Regions from separate parts of the Homo sapiens genome. Here region 2 is linked to region 1. Evidence: read pairs that join two places in POLR2A ChIA-PET (ENCODE). Cell type or tissue: K562. All regions are shown on one strand. Links, peaks and the distances in the headings refer to the core of each region. The heading gives the core; the rest is flanking DNA.

The links. ChIA-PET counts read pairs that join two places held together with the same protein. Peaks named below come from ENCODE experiments on the same cell type or tissue, not always from the same donor. Only the 100,000 strongest peaks of a DNase experiment are listed, where the experiment ranks them.
Region 2: POLR2A ChIA-PET joins it to region 1 with 8 read pairs; 1 of 35 experiments calls an interaction of 5 or more read pairs at or near these places.

What each region holds. Positions count from the first base shown.
Region 1 is chrX:130,020,987-130,028,783 of GRCh38, forward strand. BCORL1 (BCL6 corepressor like 1) reads left to right here. Exons shown (of 14, transcript NM_001379451.1): 5 at 1-164; 6 at 1,911-1,991; 7 at 4,004-4,393; 8 at 7,649-7,797. LOC124905216 (a long non-coding RNA gene) reads right to left here and starts at 3,112. Exons shown (of 2, transcript XR_007068333.1): 1 at 2,970-3,112; 2 at 1,912-2,029. RefSeq lists enhancers at 3,046-3,095, 4,196-4,695. In K562, for the core only: no CTCF peak of the experiment used is centred there; a DNase peak (open chromatin) is centred at 3,335.
Region 2 is chrX:130,414,643-130,422,439 of GRCh38, forward strand. No RefSeq gene overlaps it. Among named protein-coding and RNA genes, the nearest start is that of RBMX2, 17 kb to the left of the region's middle. In K562, for the core only: no CTCF peak of the experiment used is centred there; DNase peaks (open chromatin) are centred at 3,569 and 4,839.

The sequences.
Region 1 (7,797 bases), core at 1,360-6,359:
CCGGAAGCTGCCCAGTGACCCCCAGGAATCCACCAAGAAAAGCCCCAGGGGGGCTTCAGATTCAGGAAAAGAGCACAATGGAGTCAGGGGAAAGCACAAGCACCGGAAGCCGACAAAGCCGGAGTCCCAGTCTCCAGGAAAACGAGCCGACAGCCACGAGGAAGGTAGGCCCCGCGGCCCTGGCCCTCTGGGCTGGGCTGCAGAGGGATCCCCAGGGCACAGTGGTGAGGGCAGAGGGGCTCAGGCGCTGACTCCTTCACTCTGGAAAAGTGAGACTTCTTCACTGTGGAAAGAAGATATGATTGACCCCTCTGAAGTCTAAGGTGAGCGAGCAAGGATCGGGGGCCCCTTCTGCTCCTCCTGGGTGCTAGAATAAGGCTGAAGGAAGTGGTTTTCCGACACAAACACCAGGCCCACAACACAGTAGCCGACCCATTTCCCCGCGATGGGTCTAGGCTCAAAGAAACAAGTTTAAGGAGAATTTAGACAAAAACCACGGAATGGGGGTTCATTACGCTGTCTTCTTTGGGTATACTGGAAAACTGCTATTCTGAAAGGACAAAAATAAATAGCTAGTTAGCTAGGAGAGTTTAGAGAAATCTTAAACGTTTATTATCATTTAGGGACACACAGGATATCTGGGATGACGGGGCTGGTATGTGTCCCTAACCTGTCCGTTTTGCCACTAATAGTTTCTGGGCACCCTTATCAGGGAGAGAATCCCCAGCATTCCTGAGCATAGGAGTCCAGGTTCATGGTCTTGCCCACCTGACGTGACTATGACCTGCCTCTTCTGGTCTGTTCTTTTTTTTTTTGAGACAGAGTCTCACTTTGCTTCCCAGGCTAGAGGGAGTTCAGTGGCACAATATCGGTTCACTGCAGCCTCAACCTCCTGAGCTCAAGTGATCCTCCTACCTCAGCCTCCCGAGTAGCTGGGACCACAGGCATGTGCCATTACACCTGGCTAATGTTTGTAGTTTTGAAGAGATGGGGTTTCACCATGTTTCCCAGGCTGGTCTTGAACTCCTGGGCTCAAGCCATCTCCCTGCCTCAGCCTCCCAAAGTGTTGGGATTACAGGCGTCAGCCACTGCGTCCGGCCTCATCTGTTCTTAGCCGTTTTTTCTCTGTTCACTGGCTCCTTGTTCCTATCTTCCCACCTCACTCAATCCTCCAAGATTCACTGAGGTTGCCCTCCTCTGGGACCTGCTCCAGCTCAGTTAGAACTTTGTTTATTTTCTTTCTTTCTTTCTTTTTTTTTTTTTTTTTTTTTTTTTTTTTGAGATGGAGTCTCACTCTGTCACCCAGGCTGGAGTGCAGTGGCACAATCTTGGCTCACTGCAAACTCTGCATCCCAGGTTCAAGTGATTCTCCTTCCTCAGCCTCCCAAGTATCTGGGACTACAGGTGAGTGCCACCACGCCCGGCGAATTTTTGTATTTTTAGTAGAGTCGGGGTTTCACCATGTTGGCCATGCTGGGCTCGATCTCCTGACCTCAGGTGATCCACCCACCTCGGCCTCCCAAAGTGCTGGGATTACAGGCGTGAGCCACCATGCCCAGCAGAACTTTGTTGAGGTGCAGCAGCCTCAGAGTCCTATGGGCAGTGGGGCCTCCTACTTTCCTACTTTCTGGCACACCATCACATTGATACTGTGCACTGCCTTTTCTGGTATCAGCAAAAGCGACCAAACTCTCAGTTTTTAAAAACCACCTGGAAACACTCATTGTCTACAAGAGACACATATGTGATGGCCACGTAAGGGGAGTGAATAAATGTAACCCAGATTAACCACAGGGTAAACACAAACTCTTTCTCAATCTTTCCCCCGAGCCTCACAGGTGGGCTTTCTGGTCTTTAAGCTTTGATTGTAACATTTCTGCCTTCTGTCCCCAAACCACACATCACTCCAGGTTCCTTGGAAAAGAAAGCAAAGAGCAGTTTCCGTGACTTTATTCCTGTGGTTCTGAGCACCCGCACGCGCAGTCAGTCTGGTGAGTGAGACTAAGGTGATGGCCCCTCTCAGCATCTTCTATGAAAAGAGAGATCGAAATCTGGTTGAGCAGTTTTACCATGGGCCCAGGTGTCGAGTTGGGAATTTGATTCACTGTGCCACAATGCCCAGCTCCTTGCAGAGATAAGAGAGCCCTGGGTGGGGGCAGGGGACAAATAGTCCTCAAATATTGCCCACTGTTTGAGGATTATTTGTTCAACTTTTCAGAGCAGGGATTTGACATCTCTTGTTGGGAGCTGATGGTGGAAAGAGGTAAGGCCTGTGCCACTCGGGAAAGCTGGTTCAACTCCAAGCTTTGGCACCTCGTCATTACTGGGGCTAATCTCAGGCACAGACATTTAACTTTCTACCTTGGTCTTATTGCCCTATGTGACAGGCAGCCTCAAAGTTGGAAAAGTCATTGAATCGTCAGGGCTGGCAGAATCACATTTGGCTCCCTGAATTTGTGTTGGTCAACCTCTAGGGACTAAAAAAAGCTAGCCCTTTCTAGCCACCACTACCTTCTGCTAGCCTCCACACTGGTATCCAGGGCTGGAGATAGTTGTCCCAGTTCACCCAATTTCCATGCAAATTGGATAGAATGGGGAAGCAAGGTATAGTGTAAACTCAGTTATCTGACATTCTAGTAACCGGCACCTTAGCACATGGCAAGCGAGGTGGTAATTGGGGCTCATAATGATGGCCTGGAGGCCTTACAAAATCCTGAAGTGTCCTCTGAATTATCAAAGAGCAATTACATTACAGCCAGTCCCATTTTAGTGTTAAACACATTGTACTGTATTTGATTCTTTGGAAATTGGTGATCCCTTTGTGATCTCTATGATGATTCTGTATTAACCAGAATATTAGATTAACCAGAACACTTTGTTTTGCCTAGTCTATATAATGGAAAATGTGCTGTTATTTGCTGTCTTTTAGCAGTGTGACTAACTTGAAGCTTTGGTCAAGGGCTACTTACTCTATTTGCCTCGAACCATTTCTTTCTTCTGCTGACTTCGCTTGGGTCTGGGGACTGTTGAGTTAATAGCTGGGCCTTGGGAGAAAGATGGTGGTGTCTCACAGCTGCTTCCGAGGAGGAAGGTGTCAAATCTCCTGTAGTGTGAAACCAGGCCAATTTAGGATGTACTTTCGTTGTTAGCAGAGTTGAAGGAAAGAGTGGAGAGAGAAAATGGCCTCTTGGCAAGGTGGCTGAGGAAGGCAGGAAAGGTACCAATCCATCCTGGGGTGGTGGGGGAGGAGGGGGAAGCGCTTGCCCAGCGGTGAGGAACAGCTACAACCGGGTGGAGGGAGGTGCCTGGGAGGAAGCTCCACCCCTGAACTCTTGGCAAGTCGGGAGGAGGTGGGGTCAATTTAAGGGAAGTGGGCGTGCCTGGGTGCATTTGGGCGTGACCCAACCAGGCTCTGTCACAGATCACAGGAAAGGGACTCCTTCTTGCTTCGCTTTTCTTGAGACTCTTCTCTTGTGATGATTCTGCTTGGCCGGGGTGGCTCTGTCCCCAAGATTGGTGGTGCCACAAAAGGAGTATATCCTCCCTTGCCCTGTCTGAGACCCCAATTGCCCTCTCCTAGCCCCTGATTTCCCAGGGACCCGTGGCCCTCTCCTGCCCTTCACAAAATACTTGGCACTTTATAAGAGCTAAGCAAGAGTTTTGGGTGTGGATTCAGGTGACACTGTAACGTGGATGAGTAAGGGTGTGTGTTTTTAATACTTGATGTTGTCTGGTATATTGGACTCTGTAAAGCACATATGCGTGAAAAATCTTATTTGAGCCTCAAAACAGCCCTGTGAGGTCAGTAAGGGGAGAACAGTATCCCCATTTTATAGATGAGGAGACTGCACTGAAGGAACTTTCCCGAACGGTACAGCTAATAACTGGCAGAGCCTGAACTTGAACCCAGACCTTCAAACTCCTAGTCCAGGGCATTCACTTCGACACCATGCTTTGTCCTTTGAAGAAGTACCTGACCATCCTCTGTACATCCCATCCACAGGAAGCATCTGTAGCTCCTTTGCTGGCATGGCAGACAGTGACATGGGAAGCCAGGAAGTCTTCCCCACAGAAGAAGAAGAGGAGGTAACCCCCACCCCAGCTAAGCGTCGAAAGGTGAGAAAGACCCAACGGGACACCCAGTATCGCAGCCACCATGCCCAGGACAAGTCTCTGCTGAGCCAGGGCCGAAGGCACCTGTGGCGAGCCCGAGAAATGCCCTGGAGGACAGAGGCTGCCCGGCAAATGTGGGACACCAATGAGGAGGAGGAGGAAGAAGAGGAGGAGGGCCTGCTGAAGAGGAAGAAACGAAGACGGCAGAAGAGCCGAAAATATCAGACTGGGGAGTACCTGACAGAGCAAGAAGACGAGCAGCGGCGGAAAGGGAGAGCAGGTAAGGCTGGCCAGGGGCTCTGCTGTCGCCGCGGCCCGTTTGGCTTCTGGGAACCCTCGGGCATCTCTACGCCAGCCAAAGGCTTCGGGACCCAGAGAAACCCGGTGCTATGATCTCCAGCTGCCAGAGGGGGTCACTCAACTCCAGCTCCGAGCCTTTGGCTTTGGGTTGACATTGAATGAGTTCGGATTGGCCTGCAGGTGAGCGGAGGACATGAAGGCCCAAGCCCTCCGGTTTCTTATAGAAGTCTGAACCTGTGGGCAAGGCCACGGTGACATCCTTGGCATGGGACAACTGGATACCAGGGAGTTCTCTGGTTGGCTTGAGGGAGTCGAGTCTTTTGGGAGGACGGGTTCTCTCTCCTAGAATCTTGGGTTCAAGAAGACAGAGGGCATCGGCTGCCTTTCCTGGGATACTTGCAGCCTCTAAGCTAAAAAGAAGTACAGTGGGTTCTTCAAACCAACAGAAGAACTTCAAGTAGAAACGGGCACAGCATTGCTTTATCCGTTAAAGCCACAGTGATTATTCAGAGGCGGAGTGAAGCTTTGAGGTGACCCAAAGTAGCATCATTTTTGTTGGACCTGAGTTGAGAAGGCAGGCAGCCCAAAGAGAAAACCAGGCTTTCTCTGACCACATCAAATGCTGTGATATACCATTCCGGAGGCACAGACTGTCACAAGATGCTAATATCAGTATGTTCCACTGAGTACTGTTCAGGCCCATTCCTATAGTGGATTTCTAAATGAGCAAAAAGCACATCTTTGGGTTTTATAAGAACACCTCTGTCTCTCACTCTCATTCTCTGACCTCTACCCTGGAAGCAGCAATTGATTGCCTCCTATGATGTATTCATCCTGAGCTGCCGGTAAACATCCGCTGTCTCCTTATTAGCTAAAACTGAATAACCTCATATTGAGTGGGTAGTAGAGTCCAGGTTTGCTATAATGCAAAGACGGCTTAACCTCATTTCCGGCTCTGTTTAAGTGGAGGTGTATATGATACCCATCTCTACGCTCAAGAGAGTAATTGAGCTAATTTTCATCAACTATGTGACAGAGTGGGAACAATTCTCTTTCTTCTGCTAGAGCAATAATAGATTGGTCAGGAATGAGTTGTCAAGCTGTTGGCCTCAGCCACTTGTGTTAGGATGAAGAGGAGCTTTTGTGTATCACCTAATCTTCTCTAATGGCACCTGGTTTCCTAGCATGGAAGCTTCCTGTGGAACATATTGGCGCTTGGAACCAGAAGGACCTTCGAGGTTGCCTGGTCCAGTTTGCCACCCAATGCAAAGATAGAGATCTCCACAGCATTCTTGACAGGTAGCCAGCCAGCCTTTTCATGAACACACCTCCAGTAACGCAGAGAACACCACCAATCAAGGCATCCTACTTGATTTGGGGGCAGCTCCAGTTGTTGGAAAGTAGGTCATTCTTCCTCTGTGGATGTGTCTAAGGGTTTTGCATTGAGGCAGCTGGATTTGGCACATGGTCTGGTTACTTTCCTCCAGATCTGATGATGGCATCTTCGTGCAGGAATTTGGCAAAGGCCAAATGAGGCAGGTTACCCTGCTTCTGTCTGAGCCTCCTGACTTTTCTTTTCATCCTGGTTTTGGTTATCTCCCTTCTTGACCTGCGGAGCAGGTAGGCAGAGCCACTTCCACTCACACACCTGCCACCTCCGCTCTCTAGTCCTTTGTGGGCTACTATAAAGCCTTCACTTCTCTGCAATTGAATAAACACCCGAGCCTGCCCTGCCCTGGGTAAACAAGGTGGGGGGCTGTTTCTTTGCCTGTAGCATTGAACACTGTAATATGACTTCTTCATGTTTCCTGGGGTCCTCACAAGGCATGGTTCTGTTCCTTCCTCTTTTGCCTCAGCCCAAATGTGTCGCATCAAAAGCTGGAGTTTAGAACATTCTGACTGGAAGTGCTATTAGAGACCATGTAGTACAGCAATTCCTGGACAGGCTATGGGGCCCCACTAGCGGGCTGAGGCTAGCTGGGAGAAAGGGATGGCATGACAGCTGGCCTTCCAGGAACTGTGCATAAGCTGCAGCCAACTCCTTGTGCTGAAATGATGGCTTCCACATCTGGATCTGCCTTTGTCAATGTCACATGTGAGAGCCCGTGTCAGGGTTGAGAGAGGCGAGTTGAGAACTCTTCAATCTCAGTCCCTTCATTTCACTAATTGCTAGGCATGGTGTTCATTCCTTTGGGGAGGAAAACACACGGGCATGGCTCCACCTCAAGAGCTTGTGCTTAAATAACACAATAATGATGTCTTACTTGTTATAACACTTTTTGAAAGGGGTTTTGCATGTATTATCTTATTTAATTCTCATACCACTCTTGTGATGTAGATTATATTCTCCCCATTTTACAGATATGGCAACTGAGGCTCAGAGCAATTAGGACTTGAGCCCAGCCAATCACACAATTGATGGCCAAGCCAAGCAGCACTAATCTTGAGAGATGAGGTTAAACACACAGTCGCCCCTACACACGGGGTTAGGACAGACCCTGTGGGATGAAGCTCTTGATAATGGAGTTCCCGGCAGGCCTTTTTGAAATTAGAATGTGCTTTGTTCAGCAAGCTGTGGCTAAATTAGAGATGTTGCTGGTGTGTTCTAGTGACACCAGTGACTTGATTTTCACCCAGAAAAGGCAGCAGGTTTCTGCCCTTGACTGCCAGCTAGGTAGGCTCATGATGCCTTCTAGTTTCAGGGAGTTCCTGTAGCTTTGATCTTTGTGTCCTCGGAGAGTGACAAATGGGGCAGTCAGGTGAGTAGAGCTGAGGCCATGAAGGCAGCCTTCTACCTTTTCCTCCCTGTTCCCCATGTACTTGATACTTAATGTCAGCAGGACCACCAGATTTGCTTTCATACGGGACTGGAGAAACAGACAAAGGGAATGGGAAAAAAGCAAAAAGAAATTCTGATTTGCTCTGGGCTCTGGGAAAAATCCTGTTAAAATTACCCTTATCTTAGGGCTAGCCAGATGGGCCGCCCCCTGCTGGCAGGGCTGGGAGCTGTCTCCTGCTTGTAGATGAGGGACTTCGATGTTGAAGTATGGTGTGTTCATTCAAGAAGTATTTAGTGGAATAGTCAGCACAGCACTAGATATCGATAGCTGATAGTTATACAACTTTGCACTGCAGTTCTAATCCCCAAAGTCCTCTGATTCATCTTAGAGGAAGGCGTTGCTTTTCTGTGTTCCATTTCTCTGACATCCGTTCTTTTCCTGTTTCTTGCCTTCAGATTTAAAGGCCCGTAAGCAGAAGACTTCCTCCTCCCAAAGTTTGGAGCACCGCCTCAGGAACAGGAACCTTCTCTTGCCCAACAAAGTCCAGGGGATCTCGGATTCACCAAACGGTTTCCTCCCAAATAACCTGGAAGAGCCAGCCTGC
Region 2 (7,797 bases), core at 984-5,983, 390 kb after region 1:
TGTGCAGTTCTAAGATGGTTTCAGCTAGACCAAAGTGAGTTGAGCCAGAGTCACCTGTCAGAGGAGCCCTGCTACATCAGCCATCATAAGCAGTTCATGCTATTGCCTCTTGGCCTCCATCTCAGCCATCGTGGCTGCTGTGCTCATGTGCCCATTATGCCATTGCTGTGGTAGCCAGTGACAAAGGCCTGTGAACCGGGTTAAGTCATTTCGTCTGCTTGCTTTTATATGTGGCAAGGAATTGGATCACACAATTATGAGGGCTGGTTAGGCAAGCCTAAAATTCATGAAACAAGAGCTGACACTGGTGGGATTTCTTCAGGGAAATCTGTTTTCCTCTTGAGGCTTTCAACTGATTGGTTGAGGCCCACCCACAGTATCAATGGTAATCATTACTTAACTGATCGTAGATGTTAACCAAATCTACAAAATCCACTACTCCCCCGTTATCAACGGGATATGTTCCAAGACCCCCAGTGGATGCCTGAAACTGGCTAATGCTGAACCCTACATATACTATGTTTTTTCTGTACATATATATGATAAAGTTTAAATTATAAATGAGGTACAGTAACAACAATAACAGTAAAACAACAGTTATAACAATATACTGTAATAAAAGTCATGTGAATGTGGTGTTTCTCAAAATATCTCACGTATGTGATATTTTCCGACAACGGTTAACCACAGGTAACTGAAACCACAGATAAGGGGGGATTACTGTACCTTCACAGCAACACCGAGTAGCGTTTGATTGAGCAACTGCGTACTATAACCTATGCTGAGTTGACACACAACAGTAACCATCACAGTTTACTATCTTGTCTGTGGAGGGGTTCGGGGGAGCAGCTTCAGAGGTTTCCACATGGCCTTCCTCACTATGACAGCTCTCACTCCAACAGACTAAGGAGCCTTTTCCACATGGCCTTCCTCACTATGACAGCTCTCACTCCAATAGACCAAGGAGCCCTGGGGGCATTCATTACTCCTACTGCCAGGTCAATTCCAGTTACACACTTAGGGCTAGGAAATGACCACTGGCTGGGTCAGCAGCAGGCCCACCGTGAATCCTGTTTTGGCCAGAATTTCAGTTATCACTTGGCCTCCATAAGCCCCCAGTCTAACCAGGGCCGTGATGATGCTTCCTGTCTCTAGGTATCAGTCAACTTAGATCTTGGGTCCAGTGTTCCGCCAAATGTTTGAGTATTCTCTCCCCAGTGTACATATACCCAAGTAAGTGGCTGTAGGTCCCTTTGGGGAAGTACTGGGCAAATCATTACATACTAACCATTGTCCTTCCCAGGGATCCAGCCACCTCTTTCCAGACCTGAAAACTGGCTGAAGTATGGCAGCTAAGCAAGAAAGTAGGACTTTTTATTGGGGCAAGCTCCCTTAGCCTCCTGCTCCTCCACTCCTCTTCAGCTTGTAGATAGGGAGCAACACGCTTTTTGACTTGCTCCTAGGGACACCATGTTCCATTAGCCATCTCCAGAACTCCCTGAAGGTAAAGCCCCCATGGCTGTCCTTCAGACCTTGTGGTTCGCTCTGGTATTTGTGGCCTCCTGCCTTCTGGAGGTTAAGCACTTCTGTCTGGTGTCTCTTACTCTGGGGCCCCATCATCCCCTTTGACACTGATGAGCACAGCTCTGTGATGGTCTCTCACTGTCAGCCTTGGCGTGCAGAGGTGGCCACCTCTGAACTTAATGATGCTGGTGTCCCTCTCACCAGTGCCTTCCTGCTGACCTCAGTGCATGAGGTCTCCCCTGCCCCCCCATGGAATACTGTCTTCTGGTGGGCTTTTGACTTCATGTAATCTGTCCACCCCAGCATGCCCACTTCCCTTCATTCCTTCCTCTGCCATCTGCCAGGGCAGCTTAGGTGTTTCTACTTGGCCCAGCATTGGCCATCGCTTTCACTGGGCCTTTGAGATCCATCTTATTAGAGGCTGCTCACCCGCTGTGGGCCTTGCCAGGAGGTTAAATTGTATATCCTGAGAAAGGGCTCCCAAGTCTGAAGTTTTGCTTTTCTGGCTCTCTTGATATAGTACCTGTGAAATCCAAACCCAATACTTCCTTGACTTCTGCTAGCCTATGCCAGCTAATTTTTGCAGCTCTTTGGTGTATGTTCCCTCCTTTATTAGGGCCAGTACTTTCTTAGCCAGTTTCTGCTGGGATTAAACCCTAGTTACCAGTTTAGTAACCAGAGAGAGAAAGAGAGGGGCTGGGGACAGCTGTGAGTGAGGCACTGGTTGCCTAGTGTGGGGAGCAGCGTCTGCAGCATCTTCTGGCACAGGGGAAGTGCTAGCTCTTAGTAGGGAAGCGTGGGCCCCTCTGCAAACTGACAGTTGAACCAGTGTGTTTGCAGAGCCAGCACCCTCAGAGGCATCTGCCAGATGTTCCCATCCCAAGTCTTTCCAACCACATGAAGTCTTGTGGCCCTGACTTCAGCAGAACGGATCTGCTATGTGATAAATATTGACCGTTACATCTCTCTGGACTTGGGCAACTTGATCACATCTTCTCTTTGGCTTAGCCATATCCATTCCTCCACTGCAGGAGATCAGGGCCTCTTTGTAAGCTCCATGGAAGCCCTTTGGCTCTCATGAAACAGCGTTTAGTTGCTTGTTAACTGTCACCCATTTCTCATTACCTGTTGCAGGGCATCAAGACAATTTAATAATACTCTTAAGTTATCTAGCCATTTCCACTGTCTTTGCAGGCCTTATCCCTCCCAGATTTTCAAAAGTCTGAGCCAGGATACCTGCAAGGCCATTCTCCCAGTTTTCCCAGGTTATCTCCACAGACATCTTTAGCAGTTGGACTACCACCCTGTGCCAGTGTCCATTTTACCAAGCAGGCAGCGAAGCCATCCCAGAACCCCATCTCGCCATTGCCTGTATTCTTGGACCACCACCAGGACCATTCATGTTAGTTTGGGTTCTCTGAAAGGCAGATGCCAAGATGAGATTAGATGTATGAGAGATTTACCAGGGGAAACTCCCATAGGGAAAATGGGGAGGGAGTCAGAGAGAGCCTAGATAGATGCACATCTAACCCCTGTGGAGGACAGAGAGAAGGAAGGGTGGGTAGGAAAAGTCTTAGACTACGGGGTGCAGTTCTCAAATTTGTTTTTATTTCGTTTCATTGTAAATTGACAAATTATAATTGTACGTATGGGGTACAAAATGATGTTACGATTTATGAATCATAACACCATTTGTGGAATGAATACATCAAGCCAATATTCAAGTGATGCAGTTCTAAGGAGGTTTCAGCAAAACAAATGTGTTTCTCAGGAGGGACGGTTCACCACGGGCCCTGAGTGCCCCTGCACGTTCTTGGCGAGTATCTTAAACTAATGCGGAACCATTGCTGCAGATAGTCACTGTAAGGAATTTAAAATTGTATTAGTCTTGTTCAGACTGCTATGTAACAGATATTGACTGTTACATCTCCCTGGACTTGGGCAACTTGATCACATCTTCTCTTTGGCTCAGCCATATCTATTCCTCCACTGCAGGCTTCAGAAGCAATGGTAGGCCTGTGACCAACAAATGACCCCATGTGGGCTATGAGCCTACATGGAGAACAAACACCCACTAGTCCTGAGAAACTTCAGATAAGAAAGGGAGTATGCTGTGGAACTTCTCAAACCTCGAGAATCTGGCCAGTTCTCTAGGTTTCAGAACATCCTGAGACACACAAAGTAAAACCTTAAGCATTATTGATTAAACTTTCAGAGCTGCACATTTGCACGTTAGCTGTTAATTTTAGCTAGGGTGAGCAACACCCTTGTTGACTATTGCTCCTAGGGACACCATGTTCCATTAACCATCCCCAGAACTCCCTGAAGGTAAAGCCCCCGTGGCTGTCCTTCAGACCTTGTGGTTCGCTCTGGTAATATAAGCTGGGACCCTCCAATTGCTCTCTGAAGTCTCACCCATGGAGTGGACACACTGCCGGGGACCTGTTCCAACTAGGACTCCAGATGTCTGTATCCAGGACTTCCCAGCACTGCTTGATCTGGGTGTAGGTATTCTCCCCAGTTTGTTGAAAAAAAAAACAAACAAAAAAACCCGTATTTTCCTTTTACTTTTCCCTTTTCTCCTACTTTAGCTTTTGCTAAGTTAACTATTATACTCTTTTGTTATGTTGATCATTAAACTTTGAACTGCATTTGAGTGTAATATTGCAGTTTCTTTTGCTCGTGAATCCTCAAACCCAAAATGATGAAAGTAAAACTTTCAGCAAAACAGTCACATAGGCAACCAAGTAGGGCAAGGTGACCACAGTCTGACTACTATTTAACTGCTCACTTCCCAGGGGAGGGGCATTGGCCACTTTGCTCATTACCCAAAAAGTCCTGAGCCCCTTGATCCTAGGTTCCTCAGCTGTGATTCAACTGCCTGTATGCGTAGCGTCCATCTGAGCCTGTTGCATTGTCCCGTGGCACTTGGGGGCAGGGGAACTGGAAAAACCATACTGATGCTCATGTTGCTTGCTGTGTTGTAATAAACTGTCTTGTTTGAACCCATTAAATTTCACTGTCTATGTTCTACACCTATGATGAAGAAATGGCAGGTTTTTTTCTGGTCATTCTCTATGAGATGGGGGCTCTTCCTTGACAGCATCCCTGACCCAAAGTCATGCGTTAGGGGAGTCCTTTGCTTCATAGAAATGGCCTGACTTAGTGTCTCTGCCACACCAGGAGATGCCTGTAGAAAGTTTGGTTTTGGTGAAAATGCAGTGATGCATGGTGAGTTTCAGCCACTTTGGATTTCAGCTGCAGTAGTGTTGAATTTCAGAGCTCAGTGGTCAGCTACGCTCCCTGCAGTCAGAGGTCTGAGGGGCACAGATATATCTTGCTCTAGGCCCAGCCTGAAACAACTCACTAGTCATTGACTTTAATTAACCTTTGGGAACTGTGAATGTTTACTTGTTCCTTTCATGAGTTGACTTCACAGAGGACATTTGGAATTCATTAGTGGACAAATTGCTAGTGACCTCAAACCTAAACAGCCACATTGAGTGAAGTGCTCATGAAGAATGCTTTTTAGTTTTTAGCATATCAATATTTTTTTTTGATGTGGCCTAATTAACACCTGAATCTGTCAGTCTCTTTTTTTGTTTGTTTTTGTTTTTGTTTTCTGCTTCCTCTAACGTATTGAGACATGTACCTAGTAAGTACCTGTCTTGGTAGTTTATGGACTCATGAATCCTAAGTTGGAAATAATCCTTATCTGGTACAGGCCATTCCTTCTGCAAACATGTTTTGAAGCTCTTTGAAAGAAGTAACGTGGTCATCATCTAAATGGGTATTCTAATGAAGTGGAAAGTGCTCCCCATGGTGCTGTTATGACCAAAGAATAAAGTCAAGCATTTCCTGGTGTCTTTTATCTGAAAATGTAAACTTAGAAGATATAATTTGAGGAGTGACTATTTGCACTATGAATGATTTAACCTAGACTTCTTCCTCAACTCAATAAGTGGCCCCTGAGTTTTGCAAGTGTTACTGGAAACAGCACAAAATAGATGATAAGAGCAGGTCATATTTTTCAACAGGAAATAATGAACAATTACATTTGTGATAAGCATTTGGTATTCTATAGCTGAAGGATGATCAATAGTAAGTCATCAAAGATACATTGGTCCCTAGATGGATCATTCAAAATACTGAAGTTATGTGTCAGGGGCTATAAAGTGGCAAAACCATAGGACACATGTGAATTGTGTTACTCTAAACTATATGCTTGTCATACAGATGTATAGCCATTGGGATGTATATTTAATCTCAAAACAATTCGCTCTCTAAAATGAACATCAGTCAAAAATTTGGTTCCTTTTTGTTGGCTTAGAATTTAAAAGATTACTTTGGGGATGATTGAAGATGACCTAGCCTCTTTAAAGAAGCTGTTCAAAGAAGCCTGAATGAATGTTTTCTTTTTTTAAAAAATTTTTATTTCCATAGGTTTTTGGGAAACAGGTCGTATTTGGTTACATGAGTAAGTTCTTTAGTGGTGATTTGTGAGATTTTGGTGCATCCATCACCTGAGCAGTACACACTGAACCCAATTTGCAGTCTTTTATTCCACATCCCCCTTCCACCCTTTCCTCTGAGTCCCCCAAGTCCATTGTATCATTCTTACGCCTTTGCATCCTCATAGCTTAGCTCCCACTTACAAGTGAGAACTTAGGATGTTTGGTTTTCCATTGCTGAGTTACTTCACTTAGAATAATAGTCTCCAGTTCCATCCAGGCTGCTGCAAATGCCATTAATTCGTTCCTTTTTATGGCTGAGTAGTATTCCATCATATGTATATATATATCTCTCTCGCAGTTTCTTTATCCACTCGTTGATTGATGGGCATTTGGGCTGGTTCCATATTTTTGCAATTGCGAATTGTGCTGCTATAAATATGCGTGTGCAAGTATCTTTTTCGTATAATGACTTCTTTTCCTCTGGGTTTTTTCTCATGCCTCATGTGAACCTGAGGCATTTGATGTCATTCCATTCACTTTAGGCTGGGATTAGGATTTGTTTAAGAAATGATATTGGTGATGATGATAATATTTCTTTGAGAGGAAGGCATTTATTTACAAGCAGCTAATCACAACAGCAAAAAACCTTCATGATTATTAACTTAAATACCTAAGTTTGTTAGGTTTTCATTAGTATACCATATGATTGTTAAATGATAAAGTATACTGTGTAATTGTTATCAGAGTGAACATCTTACTTTGTGTGCTGTTTTCACTTATACATGCATTTCTATGTGTTCATATTATCACTGTCCTTGTGATTTTCAGTTGCTATGTAGTATTCTTTTCTGCTGATACACCACACCTGTCTCCCACTTGGATTGTTTTACTTTTTTTTACAATTAATAGTACTGCTATGAACATTTTAATATTGACCCCCTTAAAAATTTTTCATTTCCTTTAAGGTTTCCTTGGACTGTGTTCTCTAAAGTAGAGTTACCAGGTCCAAAAGTGCAGATATAACCCTACCTTGTCTTACTTGCTGTCAGATTGCTTTTCAGAAAGATCAAATTTTTAAAACCACCATCACTGTAGAGTTCAAGTGTAATTCTTTCTGTACATTCCTGGATTTGATCATTTTATTATTTTTTGCTTCTCAGAAAGATATATTGTGATACCTTCAATTTATTCTAATTTACATTTTCTTTCATGGCAGGTGAAGCTGTCTGTGCATTTTTACTATAGTCTATTTTTTAAATTTTTTCTTTTTCTTTCTTTTTTCTTTTTTGAGATGGAGTTTCACTCTTGTTGCCCAGGCTGGAGTGCAGCGGCGCGATCTCTGCTCACTGCAACCTCCACCTCCTGGGTTCAAGGGATTCTCCTGGCTCAGCCTCCCGAGTAGCTGGGATTACAGGCGTGAGCCACCACGCCCGGCTAATTTTGTATTTTTAGTGGAGATGGGATTTGACCATGTTGGCCAGTCTGGTCTTGAACTCCTAACCTCAGGTGATCCACCTGCCTCGGCCTCCCAAAGTGCTGGGATTACAGGCGTGAACCACCACGCCTGGCCAGCTGGTGCAGGTTTTGATTTGCTCTTTGTGATTACTTGACTTTGGTGTTCTAGATGAGGCCTATCCTCTCTCCATCAATTGGATTTTGCCAAGTGCAGGGCAACAGGTATGACCGAAAAGCATGAGCTCTCCACTAGCCATATCAGTGCTGCAGGTGTCTCGAAGGGGTCAAGAGGATTCCTGGAGGCTTGAAAGCCCCTCGGAGAAGTCAGATCTTTGCACCACCCTAGATGTTCAGGGATATATCT